Linked DNA regions of Mus musculus: region 1 is linked to region 2. The links are chromatin loops, found by intact Hi-C in ENCODE. Cell type or tissue: left cerebral cortex. All regions are shown on one strand. Each heading gives the region's core, and the rest is flanking DNA. Links, peaks and the distances in the headings are about the cores only. Region 1 has its middle 31 kb from the start of 2310043L19Rik. Region 2 overlaps Gm30013 (a long non-coding RNA gene).

What was found. Peaks named below come from ENCODE experiments on the same cell type or tissue, not always from the same donor. Only the 100,000 strongest peaks of a DNase experiment are listed, where the experiment ranks them.
Region 1: a loop joins it to region 2, with 2.7 times the contacts of the local background. A loop is called at or near these places in 5 of 42 quality-filtered maps.

The regions. Positions count from the first base shown.
Region 1 is chr1:177,670,272-177,677,351 of GRCm38, forward strand. No RefSeq gene overlaps it. Among named protein-coding and RNA genes, the nearest start is that of 2310043L19Rik, 31 kb to the left of the region's middle. In left cerebral cortex, for the core only: no CTCF peak of the experiment used is centred there; a DNase peak (open chromatin) is centred at 3,303; H3K27ac peaks cover 77 bases.
Region 2 is chr1:177,566,296-177,573,375 of GRCm38, forward strand. The region is part of intron 2 of Gm30013 (a long non-coding RNA gene); the gene reads left to right. Among named protein-coding and RNA genes, the nearest start is that of Gm51282, 9.7 kb to the right of the region's middle. In left cerebral cortex, for the core only: no CTCF peak of the experiment used is centred there; DNase peaks (open chromatin) are centred at 3,631 and 5,710; H3K27ac peaks cover 443 bases.

The DNA of each region.
Region 1 (7,080 bases), core at 1,033-6,032, 100 kb after region 2:
CTGTGCTTTTTAATGGGCTATAAAGAGAAAGGTCACACTGAGTGAGCTGAGATATTCCCCCTTTATAATGGGGAAAACGTCTTCTAGATTAATTCAACAATGCTACGGCAGATTCGGTGACAGTGCAAATGTGTTGGGAATCTTCCCTTTAGAACTCAGAACTAGGGCAATAGATAGATCGCTCAGTGGTAAGTGTGCTTACTGTGCAAACAGAAGTACCTGTGCCTGAGACCCAAGCCCCACACACAAAAGCTGGGCATAGCTACATGTAACTGTCACCCCAGTACTTCAGCACAGTGACAGTGAATCCCATGAGCTCACCAGCCAGATGGCCTAGCCCAAACTTAAAGCTTCCGGTTTACTAAAAATAATAGAACAAGCCCCATAGGAAGAACAACAGTATCAACCAACCCCACAGGAAGAGCAACACTATCAACCAACCCCAGAGGAAGAGCAAGGGTATCAAACAACCCCACAGGAAGAGCAACACTATCAACCAAACCCACAGCAAGAGCAACACTATCAACCAACCCACAGGAAGAGCAAGGGTATCAACCAACCCACAGGAAGAGCAACAGTATCAACCAACCCCACAGGAAGAGCAACACTATCAACCAACCCCACAGGAAGAGCAACACTATCACCCAACCCCAGAGGAAGAGCAAGGGTATCAACCAACCCCACATGAAGAGCAATACTATCAACCAAACCCACAGCAAGAGCAATACTATCAACCAACCGGACCTCCCAGAGTTCCCAGAGACTAAGCCACCAACCAAGGAGTACACATGGCTCCAGCTGCATATGCAGCAGAGGATAGCCTTGTCAGGCATCAATGAGAGGAGAGGTCCTTGGTCCTATGAAGGCTCCATAGATGCTCCAGTGTAGGGGAATCGAGGGTGGGGAGACAGGTGTGGGAAGGTGGGTGGAGGAACACCATCACAGACGCAGGGGGAAGGGGGATGTGTTGAGGGTTTCCAGGAGTGGGGGAAACCAGGAAAGGGGATAACATTTGAAATGTAAATAAAGAAAATATCCAATAAAAAATTATTTTAAGAAAAATGATAGAGCAAGACACCCAACATGCCCTGATCTCTACAGGTCCTTGCACCCAAAAACTCATGTACACATACACATGCATACAGTATATACACAGAAGTACCAGATCTAACTAATATTTAAGATTAGATTTTTTTTTACAGAAAATGTATTTTTAAAAAATATAGAAAAAATAGAGTAAAAACTTTTAGTTCTGATTTTTCTCATAATCATTGACACGAAAATGTTTGTCTTCATGTAAAGTTTCTGTTTATATGGTAATATTTGAGATTGTTTATAGTGTCATAAATAATTTTAAAAACAAAAATTTTTAAATGGCACAACTGAGGCTTCAAATTTCTTGTTCTTCCAACACTTCCAGATCTGTGCTCTTGCAAGTTAAAACTTTTCTCCTTTGTGAACTCTGATGAGAAGGGAGAGTGGAACAAGTGCCCTCCCCGCCCCCCCCCCTCACCCCCGTGCTAGCTTTCTGTCACTGTTACAAATCACCTGAAACAAAGACTTTAAAGGATAAGAGGGTCCACATAGGCTCACAATTTCTGTCTATGGTTGCTTAACTCTGTAGTCTGGGTGCCTGTGGCAGCTCTGTACATCACAGCAGGAACACGTGATAAGGGGAACTGCCCACTTCGTGGTGACCAAGAAACAAAGAGAGGAAAGGACCAAGGTCCCCAGAGCTCCTAAACAGGCATGACCCTAATGACATGCTTCTTCTACCTAGGCTCCACCTCCTAAAGATTTTGCCACCACCACCCCACCCCCCAATGACACCAACAACTGAAGTCCAGCCTTCAACATGTGAGCCTTCCAGGATATTTCACAGTCAAACTGTAACAACCCCCAACCTCCTGCCTCATCTCTTCCAACACCATCCTTACAGTGTAGACTATGCTCTTCACAGCTGACAACTCATTCCACTGTCCTGCATCTTCCCTAGGCAGAAGTCTCCATGGATTGACTCAAGGCATCTCTTTGGGACATGACAGAGACAGTCAGAGCCCAGCATCAAGGCTCCCTGAAATACAAGCTTGTCCATTTACTAAAGGAGGAAGAGCAATTGGATCCTTAAGATGAGGAGAGTCCTGGCCACACCGGTGTGTTCCTGCTTTGTCTCACACATCCTTGTTGCAAAAACATAGCACTGATGGGCACAAAACCGAACACAAGCCATGTAGCTGAACTAAAGATAATTAGGATCGGGCTGGGAATATAGCTCTGCAGTAGAGTGCTTGCTCAGCTCATGTAAGGCCCAAGTTCAATTCCCAGCATAATAAATAAATTAACAGAAAAGGACCGGCCAGCAGGGATAGCAATGGAAGTCACTCATCTTCAGGCAGGAATATTCTAGAATGTGATTCCTATGGAATGGGGAAACTACTCATGTTCCATGGGAGGGGAGTTGGTAGAGGAAGAAACTGAGTCTGAATAATTCTGAAAGCTAAGCTGCTGGTCAGTCCATCTCTGGTCTTCCCCTTCACAGCCCAGGGAGACAGAAGACAAAGGGAGACTTTGTGACAAAGAAACCAAATTCAACTTAGTGGATAAGGTAGTTCCGGAACCGCCGGGACATATGTTGGTTAATTCTATGTGTCTCTTGACTAAGGGGGAGCTGGTAAAATATCTCTGGTGTGTCTAGGATGGTGTTTCTGAAAAGAATTAGCAACCAGAAAAAGAAAGTGAAGAAGGTGGTTATCATCTGTGTGAGCAGACATCATCCAACCCTCTGAGGACCCAAAGAGAATGGAAGGACCAGAGGATGACCGGACACTCCCCTGTCTGGGCCAGGCGTCCATCGCCCCCTGAGCTCAAATACACAAGCTCAATAGCATTTTCCCTCTTTCAGCTCTATGGATGGCAAATCATGGGCCTTGTTGTCCCCATAACAGCAACGGCCAGTGTCCTTTGTAATTCTAGATACACCGTCCTCTGTTTCTCTAGAGATGTGGGTATCAGCCATTATACACAGCTGTGAAGTCACTAGTAAAGAGAGAAAAAAATGTGCAGGCGGAAGCAAGAGAAGAAGAACGCAGAAAACATTTCCCCCAAAACAAGAGAAACGGAGAGACAATGACATCGACAATCTGAGTGTCAATTTTTTTTCTGATTAAACCAATTTTATAGCGTGTGTTTAAAGTGATAATGACACAGATGAAGCAATAACTTTCATTTGAACAGACAAAGGCTATGTGGAGAGGCAAACAACGGAAGAACAGATGTATATAGAGTCAACCAGAAAGCTTGAAATACAAAAATAGACTCATTTTTTAAAGTCTGTCTGTGAGTCCAGTTTAGACTAGATACAGAGAAGCAATATGCTAGCTAGAGGGGAGTAGTGAAGAATCCTCTAGAGCATACAGGACAAAATATTCAAAAATCTATATATAAACACATATGTGCAATAAACTGGCTATAGATAACAAAAATACAGTGTATGTTTCAGAATCCTAGAGGAGGGCCAGAAAGATTTCTCAGCAAGTAAATATGTTTGCTATCAGGCCTGATGACCAAATTCAATCCCCGGACTCCCATAGTAGAAGGACAGAATCTACTCCGGCAAGTTGTCCTCTGGCCTCCACACATGCATGACACCCATCCCAAATACATACCTAAACAGGAAATAAATAATTTAATTTTAAAATTTTATAACTAGAAATATGTCTAAGTTTTCACCATAGAGAAATTATGAATATTTCAGGAAATCAATGATTAACATGATTTGAACACTGCATCCATTAAACATCACAAAGAACCCCATAACTGTGCATCATCTCCATTGTTTTGTTGGACTTAAAAGTACATTTAAGGGGCTGGAGCAGTTAAGAGCTTGTATTACTCTTGCAGAGGACCCAGGTTTGGTTCAGGTGGCTCACAACTGCCTGTAATTCCAGCTCCAGGGAGGCAGACATCTCAGTCCTCTGAGAACACCTGCACTCACAGAGACATACATACACAGAGATACACATATATACATAAGTTAAAAATAATAAGTCCCAACAGAAAATAATTTAAATGCAAAATTAAACCTAAAACAGATATTTATATACATAAGTATAACAATCCCGCCCAGGCACAACACGACACACATATGACCTCATGGAGACTGTGGCAGCATGCTCAAGACCTGCACAGCTTCAAACCAGACAATAACACACACACACACACACACACACACACACACACACACACACACAGGAGCACGCTGAGAAGGGGAAGTGGATGTGAAGTCCCACCCTAACCAAGAAGCCATTTGCAACTGACATCTGCTGGAAAGGGAACATCCCAATGGAATGTCACTGGGTCCACCAACCTCATTCCAGGACAGGCACCATGCTCAGGAGAAGTAGGCCGACACAAAACAGACTCCATGTATTTCATCTGCTTTTTGTTCTGTTTGATTTTGTTTTAGTATTTCTTTTTTGTCTTACTGGTTTTTGTTGTATCTGTTGATTCTCGGGATCTGTTGTTTTAGAGAGGCAAAGAGAAAAGAAACATGAAGTTGGGGAGAGGTTAGAGGAGAGAAACAAATGTGTTCATAGTTTATTGAGTTGAGTCCATAAGAGTTGAAAATTCTCCCAAAAAGCTAATAGTACTTTTAAATTATAAATGCAGCATTCAAAACTTAAGACTGCTAGATATATAACTAAAGAGAAATGTATAATACATAAATATATTAGAAAATAGAAATGTCGTTCTCTTCACAACAAAAAACTCTTGATAAACTAGGCACAGATGAACACTACTTAAGATATCATCCCCTCCCCCACCCCAAAAAGGAAAATGTTTTCCTCTGAAGTTAGAAAAAGACATGAGCCGAAGGGCTGGATGTGGAGGCACACGCCTTTAATCCCAGCAGTTGGGAGGCAGAGGCGGGCGGATCTCTGTGAGTTCAAGGTCAGTCTGGTGTGTGAATCAAATCCAGAACAGCCACAGCTCTGTTACATAAAGAAAACCTGTCTTGAAGAACCAAAAAATAGAAAAGAAAAAGACAAGATCTCATAGGAGAAGGCTGTTTTCATCTTTGGTGTGAGCAGCTTCTAACTGCAGTGGGGCTTTTAAATACAGACTCACAATGGCTCAATGTGCTGGAAGGAACATGTTGGGTGCTCAGCCTGAATGGGACCTCTATGTCCCCCTCCAAAGCAAACACGATCAGGAGAGGGGAGAAGAGTGTGAGAGCAGGAGGGTCAGAGGGAGTATTAAAACCTTGCCTTCTGGACATGACATGGCTGCTGTACCCATGAACTCACAGCAGCTGTAGCTACCTACACAACAAGGCCTGCAGGAGACCAGGCCCACCACCATTCCATTAGGAAGGAGCCTTTAGATCCAAATCCCTCCACAAGGAGCAATAGGCAATTCACGATCACTGGAAGAGGGGATAGGGGAGTTACAGTCACTCAGTACAAGTGTAGCCCTTGCTCAAGTTAATAAGCCTCACCCATGCACATACAAGAGGCCCTAATCAAAGGCAGTGGGCCAGGAGAGAGGGGGAAGAGAGGAGACTTAAGAAGAAGAGAATATTTCATGGTAGGTGGAAGAAGATAGGAGAGGATGGAGGAGGGTAAACATTAATCCAAAATCTTTATACACACACACATACACAGATACACACATACACACATCACAAAAATGTTAAATAAATAAGTAAATGGGTTTTAAAAAGAAGGGGCTGAGATCCCACAATCCCCTTGAAAGGCAGGCCCTCCATGACTTGAAAGCCTCTCACAGTTCTTACCATGCTCCATAGAGGCAAGCTAGGAGCGAGTCTTCACCACACAGCCTTCTGGGAACACTTAAGTCATTGCAGGACCCTTTGAAAAATAAAGTTACACAATATTCTCCAAAGGCATAAAAGAAACTCTAAATATGTAGAGAACTGGTTCATTTCTATAAATGTCAGTTTTCCACAAACTCATCACAATTCTGCTTATACTAAACTCCATATACTGGTCAAAACAGAACAGAGACAGAAGAACAAAGGGCCGAGAGCAGATAAAGTCAGCTTTGAAGATAAAGGACTGAGGAGGCCAACAGGTGCACTGCCAGATGCTTAAAATGTTTATAAACTTACTGTGCTTGTGACAGAATGGTGCTGGCATAGATAGACAAACAGAAAAGGACAGACTAGGAGCTGAGAGCCAGACTGGGTGTTTATGTAAGTACTCTTCACACAAAGGCATTTTGAGTCTCTGGTACATGAAAAACTCTCAAAAACTCAAGGGTGTAAGATGCAGATAATCTGATGGCATTAAAAAAAAGGCATGTGAGGGCATTCCATTGGCAAGGGTCTACAGATGCTCACGAACATCTAAGGGGATATCAGACTTCGTTAGCCATTAGAGAGAAGCATGTTGGCAGCCCAAGGTCCATCGATGCATACCTGCAAGAGTGGCTGAAATAAATTTAGGAACAGCTCCATGTATTAAGAGGGCTGTGTCACACATTGCTGGAGTCTGTGTTTCCCATACCTGTGTGTTGTGGTGGCATCTCCTCGTGGTTTTGCGCATGACCACGATATTTGCATATCTTGAGCTGTCCAATAGTCATGTAGCTTTCTTCTCTGCCAAGTTTCTCTGTGAGTCACCCAGCTCATTCTCCTTGGCTTTATAGAATGTGTTTTGTTTATGTGTTTTCACTTCATACAGGGTCTTTATCTTCTCTGTGGGGTGCCATGATGATCAGTGATGCCAACTTGACTGGACCTGGAATCAACTTCCAGAGAAGCCCTTGGACACATCAGTTGAATTAATGTGGGAAGACCCACCCTAAGCATGCCATACCTCTCTCCTCTGGCAAGCCAGATAAATAGAAGTCTGAGGAAGAAAACCACTTTCTTTTTGCCTGCTTGCCTTCTTGTAGTACTGGCAAGTTCACCTAACCTGATTGCACAATGTTGCTGTCGCCACTGTTGGACTATTAGACCACGTAAGACAACACAAAAAGCCTCATTTTACTATCCACTCACTCATTCCATCAATTCTGCTCCTTTAGAGAAGTCTGGTAAATAGTTACTTTTTAACT
Region 2 (7,080 bases), core at 1,159-6,158:
AATAAAAAATGACCCCCAAGGCTGTCTAAGCAGTTGGGTAGGTGGTTGTGACATATACTAAGAGGAGGAGAGAAAGCTCAGTTATATTGAGGAAGAAAAAAAAAACCCAAACATACAAACCAAGATTCAGTGTTGACACAACCAATTGTAAGGAGCCTGTTAGTCATCTGAGAGAGGGTCAGGAGAAGGCAGTTGCGTATTGACTTCAGCTCAAGGAGTGTCAGAGCTACATAAGCTGATGAGACAGCTAGGAAAATAAGTGTGCCCTGAATTTATGGATATGGGTGAGAGCCACTTTGGGAGAATATAGGTGGCCGGAAAGTAAAGGACAGAGTCCACAGTCAAAGGAGCACAGCCTAGAGTAAAGCAGAAGGGGCCAGGCAGTACAGCATTCTGGAAGCCCCAGGAATAGAGGATTCCAGTAAGGACCATGCCTATGGCCAGCAGTGCTGAGATATCTGGGAGGAGAAGGCAGAGAGCTGATGCAGGGCATTGGCACTGGTAGCAAGGAGCAGAAGTGTGCTGGTTCAGTAAAGGAAATGGGGGTTAGATTAGACTGGTTTTAGGAGAGCCTGTGGGGTGAAGAAATGGCATCGATGAATAAGACCCTCAATTTGGAGACTTTCCTCTTATGAGAAGCACAAAAACCAAAGCATGGTCTGTGTGGAGTTGCTTGTGAATAATGGCATCTTGGATTTGTCCATAGGAGTTCAGGAACTAGAGGCCAGGGTGTGTGAGTTGGATCATTGCTGTGGAGGATGAAGTATCCAGGAATAATGGCCATGGAAGGGGCCTCAAGAAGGACAGGAGCTAAAGTCTTCCCTGAGTGGTAGAGATGACTGGAGCCTGAGGAGGAGAAAGAGGAGGAGGAAGAGGGGGAGGGGTGGGAGAGGGGGAGGAGGAGGGGGAGGGGAGGGGGAGGGGGAGGAGAAAGAGGAGGAAGGATGAACGAATGAGCTCATCTGTTTCACAGGATGCGTTGGAAGGAAGAACAAGGTGTCAGCAGAGAGGCCAGGGTAGCCAGTGTGCCTCCAAGGGTGTGACACAGAGATGTAAAATTGCAGGGAAAGCTAGGTCCTCAGAACATCCTGAAGATACTTGAGTAGCAAGATAAACTTTCAGATAGCAAAAGGGAAGGATAATTGAATTTTGTCACTATTTTTGAGGACAGCTACAGTGTGATACCTGGACATGCTCAGCCTTTGCTCCAGTCAGACTACGGCTGTTTGTCTGGAAGACACAAACCTCCATCCATTCCACAAACTAAAAATGTTTGTATGCATGCAAGGTGCATGTGTGTGTATGTACCTGTCAGTATGGGCATGTGCACGCGTGTGCCTGTGGCGACCAAAGCTCAAAGGCAGTTGGCTTCCTTAGTTGATTTTCACTTGATTGATTGATTTGATTTAATGTTTTTATTTGACAATACGGCAGATTGAAATCAGGGCCTCATACATGGGAGGCAAGTGCTTTTCTACTGAGTACATCCCAAACCACTTATTTATTTATATTTATATACTTTTAATTAATTTTTTTTTAAATTAAGGCCTCTCACTGAACCTGAAGTTCGTGATTTGGCTAGACTGGCCGGCCAGTGACTGACTCTGTAGACACAGCACTGGGTTTACAGGGGCATGCAGCTGTGCTAGGGTTTTGTTTGTTTGTTTGTTTGCTTGTTTTGTTTTGTTTTGTTCTTTTTACATGGGTGCTGGAGAACAGAACTCTGGTCCTGATGCTTTGAACAAGTTCTTTACCAACTGAACCATCTCCCTCCCCAGCGGTCCATACCTCAGACATTATCTAATTCATGCCAGGTGAATGCTGGGGCTAGGGGTTATCTGCATCACGCCTTTGAACACACTCAAGAGTATCAGGAGATCAAGTGGTTCTGAAAACTCTGGAACTGCTGCCAGGCGGCCTGTGAGATGCTGTTATCACGTGGGCTCGGTACAGTGGTACCCACTCACATGCAGTGCCAAGGAAGGAAAGACCCCATGGATGCCTCAGGCCCTGGCAGCCGGCTCTGGCCAGGCTCAGTTCCTGGAACTGACCCCAGTCACCGTAACTCAAGCACTGTGCTTTCAGAGAACTCCAAAGGAAAAAGAAGATGTCCAGAAGTTGTTAGTTTTGAGGCCAGACAACACTTTAATGTTTTAGGAAGGTCCTGAGTCCTTCTAGCCAAAGAGACACCATTAATTAGCCCTTCCTTTTCTGCTTCTTTGTCAGAAGCAACAGTGATTTTGCTCAGTCCAAATGAGGAACCTCAAGGTTACTGTCCACATCCTGAAAGTCTTCGATGATAAGGATGAGAAACTAGCCACATTCCAGTCATAACTTGTAATGACAAATCCACATGCCTTCAACTGACATCATGTTTCCAAAAATGGGTAGAAACCAAGGGACAGGGTGTAGAGGAAGAACATACAAAATTTTTGTATAAAAGGAGAAATGGGGCTGGCAAGATGGCTCAGCGGGTAAGAGCAATGACTGCTCTTCCAAAGGTCCTGAGTTCAAATCCCAGCAACCACATGGTGGCTCACAACCATCCGTAATGAGATCTGAGGCCCTCTTCTGGTGTGTCTGAAGACAACTATAGTGTACTTAGATATAATAATAAATAAGTCTTTGGGCCGGAGTGAATGAGCAGGGCCGACCTGAGAGAGCAGGGTTGACCAGAGCGAGCAGAAATCCTAAAATTCAATTCCCAATAACCACATGAAGGCTCACAACCATTTGTACAGCTACAGTGTACTCACATACATTAAATAAATAAATAAATAAATAAATAAATAGATAGATTTTTTTTAAAAAGGAGAAATGTAAAATGGTTTACTCAGTATGATATTAATCAGAAGTAAGTTCAAAGTGAGCTCAATACCATGATGATATACATAATACATATATACATATACATATATACATATATGTATTTATATACACCAATATATATATGTGTGTGTGTATGTGTGTGTATATATACATACATATATACATATACATACATATATATACACATATATGCATATACATTTCTTTTTATAAATTGATAGATACATTCAGGCAAATGATTGGTCAATTCAGTCCAGTATTTGACTTCAAAGACAAGTTGCTGTCCACATGGACATAACATTACTGTGGAGGCGCTTGCTCACTCAAAAGGGATGAAACACTTCAATTTACATTAAGTAGATTACACTGATTTAGCCTAATTGAAGAGGCTTGGCAATGTTTAATAACAGTTTACTAAAAATGGAGGAAAAAAACCAACAACCCTTCAACTAACACAGAAAAACAATACCATGCCAGAATTGAGACACAATAGAGAAGTAACAACGTTTGACACTCATGGTGATTTTTAAAAGGGGGAAAGAGTTGGGGATGTGAGATCTGAGTCTCATCAGGTTACCACAGCCATAGACACCCGAAAGTCCAACAGATACCAGATATGTGCCTTGTATTTCCCCATAGTAGTCACCAGTTAGTGACTGCATCTTACGGTCTTTTGTGGGTTTTTTTTTTTCCTGACACATATGCAACAGTGAATAAGAACAACTCCCTACACTAGCTAGCAGAGATTGTTCCTCCTTTTCGGTCTGTTGAAACTCGGTTTCCTTGGTGTTTGTGGGAGTTTTCAGCTCAGGGAGGGTGATATCTCGGAATTAAAACATATGAGTGAGGGCGTGCTGGGCAAGGCCAAGGGAAGAGATTGTCTTCCATGTCCCATGAGCACGTTAAGACAGTGAGAGCATCTGGGGAGTGCTGGAACTTGGGGCAGGGGAGAAGCTGAAGTTAGTTCTCCTACCTTGAGCACACACGGAAAGGCATTCCAGATACCTCTGCCTAGCCACCTCTGCCTGAATTGCTCCTGTTTTCTGAGCAATCTGCCAGGCTGTGTTTTCAATGCCCCCCAACCCCAGATTAGTGGATTCATTTTCTTGTCATATAAATTTTGATATATAAATGAATGTGTTTTGTTTTGTTTTGTTTTTGAGGCAGGGTTTCTCTGTATAGCCCTGGCTGTCCTGGAACTCACTCTGTAGACCAGGCTGGCCTCAAACTCAGAGATCCACCTGCCCCAGCCTCCCAAATACTGGGATTAAAGACGTGTGCCACCAGCACCTAGCTGGAATGAAAAATTTAAAATATTAAGACAAGCTCTCCCTATGTAGTCTAGAGCTCTTTGTGTAGACCAGGCTGGCCTCTAACTCGGAGACCCACAGCCTCTGCCTCCTGAGTCCTGAGATTCAGGGTGCCATCACACCCTGCTGACTATATCCTTTTGGTTGCTTGTTTCTTCCTCTTTCCTCCTCCTCCTCCTCCTCCTCCTCCTCCTCCTTCTCCTCCTGTTTCTACCTCTCAGAGTACTGGGATCATAGGAATACACTGCCATACCTAGGCTTAACTTAATCTTGTCCTGCTTGAAGGCAAATGAAAACATAATGCTTTTCTCCTCTTTGGTTTCATGGTGCAAGGAGGTTGCATGTCTCCTCAAACCCCATGTTTGACCTATTAAGTACGAGAGATTATTCCAAAAGCATGTGCATCCGTGTGTGTGTGTGTGTGTGTGCGTGCGCATGCATGTGCGCGTGTGCATGCATGTGCGCGCGCGCGTGTGTGTGTGTGTGTGTGTGTGTGTGTGTGTGTGTGTGTGTGTGTGTGTGTTTTACCCAGCAGAAACATTATTAATGGATAGCATCTTTTGGACTTGGATCATTGTATGTAACTTCACTACTTCTCTGTGTCTTTTCTTCCTCTACATTGTAGCCAAAGTGACCTTTCAAACTCAGGAACTAACCATGCCATTCTGCTACTGAGAAGCACCAATGGCTTCCCGTTGCTGCTAGAATATGCTCCATGACTCACAAACCTGCTCTCAGTGAGTAAGACCCTGTCTGACACCCAGCAGGATTATTACGCCCTGCCCTTCTGGACCTCAGCTGTGCCAGGGTCGTTCTTCATTGATACCGTACCTCGCTTTTTCCTCTTGCAGTTCCACTGCCCTTGAAGAGCACTGGCTGACTCCTGTCTGCTGATGTGCTCTTAGATCCAATTCCACTTCCTTAAACAATCTCTGCTGTACACAAGCATAAGAACCCAAGTTTGAATCCCTAGCACTCCCATAAAAAAGCCATGGATAGTCACATACAGACTATTACCCTAGTGTTGGGGGATGGAGACAGTAGATGCTGGGAGCTTGCTGGCCAGTCAACCTTTCTAAATGAACAAGCTTCTGGTATAGGAGAGTAAGGCAGAGAGTGACAGAGGAAGACACCTGATACCCTTCTCTGGCCTCTGCATGCATACACATGATCATACATATGCATGCATGGACACACACACAGTCACACAAAACAAAAAAAAGTTCACATATTAAAGATGTTTACCATGATGTTTGGATACACTTAAGAGATTCTATCAACAAGCTGATTGACATATACGTCACCTTACACGTTACTCTGTGTGTGTGTGTGTGTGTGTGTGTGTGTGTGTGCGCGCGCGCGCGCGCGTGTTTGCACATGTATGTGCAGGTGCCAGAAGAGTCCAGAAGAGAGTGTCAGATCCCCCATGACTGGAGTTACAGGCCTTCCAGTATAGTTTCTGAGATCTGAACTGAGTCCTCTGCAAGACTAGCCAGCGCTCTCAACCAAGCCATCTCCTCAGCTTCTGCAGCTTTCTTTGAGATAGTAATTTTATTTCCTTTGGATAGATGCCCAGAAGTGGGCCCAAATCCGTCTTGAATGGCTCTCCACCTCCACTACAATGTTCTGCATGTTACAGTTTTATTTTCCTAATAGCACTCTTTCCGTCTACAGTGATCTCGGGAGTCAATTTCATAGCATCCTTCCTCTAATAGAAAATAAACACCACGAGAGCAGGACTTGGTGTTTGACAAAATAGCAGGTATTCAATCATAAGCTACCGATAAAAAAGTCAATGAGAGGAACACACTCAGGAGACACCACAAAATGTTTACATCTTCAGAACAAGAGTAAAATATATGTTAATTAAAATAGTGGTATTGTGTATGTGCAAATCAGAGATTTGTTGCTTTTTTTCCTTCATTTTATGGGTATGGTGATTTGTTTGCATGCATATCTGTGTACCATGTGCTCACAGAGGCCAAAAGAATGCATCAGATGCTCTGGGACTGGAGTTACAGATGGTTGTGAGCCACCTTGTACACACTGGGAATTGACCCCAGGTCCTCTGCAAGAGCAGCTAGTGCTCTTAATTCTGCCTCAAGCAGACTTGGAGGTTTTTGTTGCTGTTGTTGTTTGTTGGATTTTTTTGTTTTATTTTGGTTTGGTTTTAGTGGATCTGGGTGATAAGTAGCATGGATGGTACTAGGAGTGTTTCTTTCTTTTGTTGGTGGGGTGCTATGATTTGGGTGTCTTTGGGTTTTGTTGTTTTTATGAGATGGAATCTAGTGTGCTATGTTGCCCGGGGTGGCCTTGAACTCCCTAACATTCGTCTGCTCCCCAATTCCTGGTATCACAGGACTGCACCATCAAGCTGGAGAGAGCATTTCAAAATTCTAAGAAACCCGGAAACTCTTGCCCTAGAGGCCACAGTCTTGGCAAAAGCTAGTAGAGTGCTCCATCTTCCATGTATGTGCTTAGCTCAGACTAAATTAAGACTTAATGTGCACCGTTTTTTCTTGTCATAGTGTAGTTCCATACTCAGGTGAACAATAACACAGTAGAAGAGAGCAGAGCACAGAGGACCTCCGCCATGGTCCTTGTGTCCTCGGGGTCTGGTTCCATTAAAACCACAAAAGAAACAGGAGGCTTTCTCCATCTGAGGATGGCTGAGCTCCCCGGTTCTGTTTTTCCAGTAAGCACGCAGCCCCATCCTAAGGGAGGGAGGGATCGAGGGAGGGAGGGAGGGAGGGAGGGAAGGAGGGAGGGACAGGAATACAAATCCATCCTCCTTCAGAGCTCTGTGGAATCGAAAGAAGCTCAAGGGACGATGCTCGCCCACGCGTGGACTTGTCTTCAGCGTGTGGTGTCTCCTGCCTAAACGCACACTGACCTCTGCCTCTTCAAAGGCAAAACTTGATCCATTAATGTTCTCCTGTGT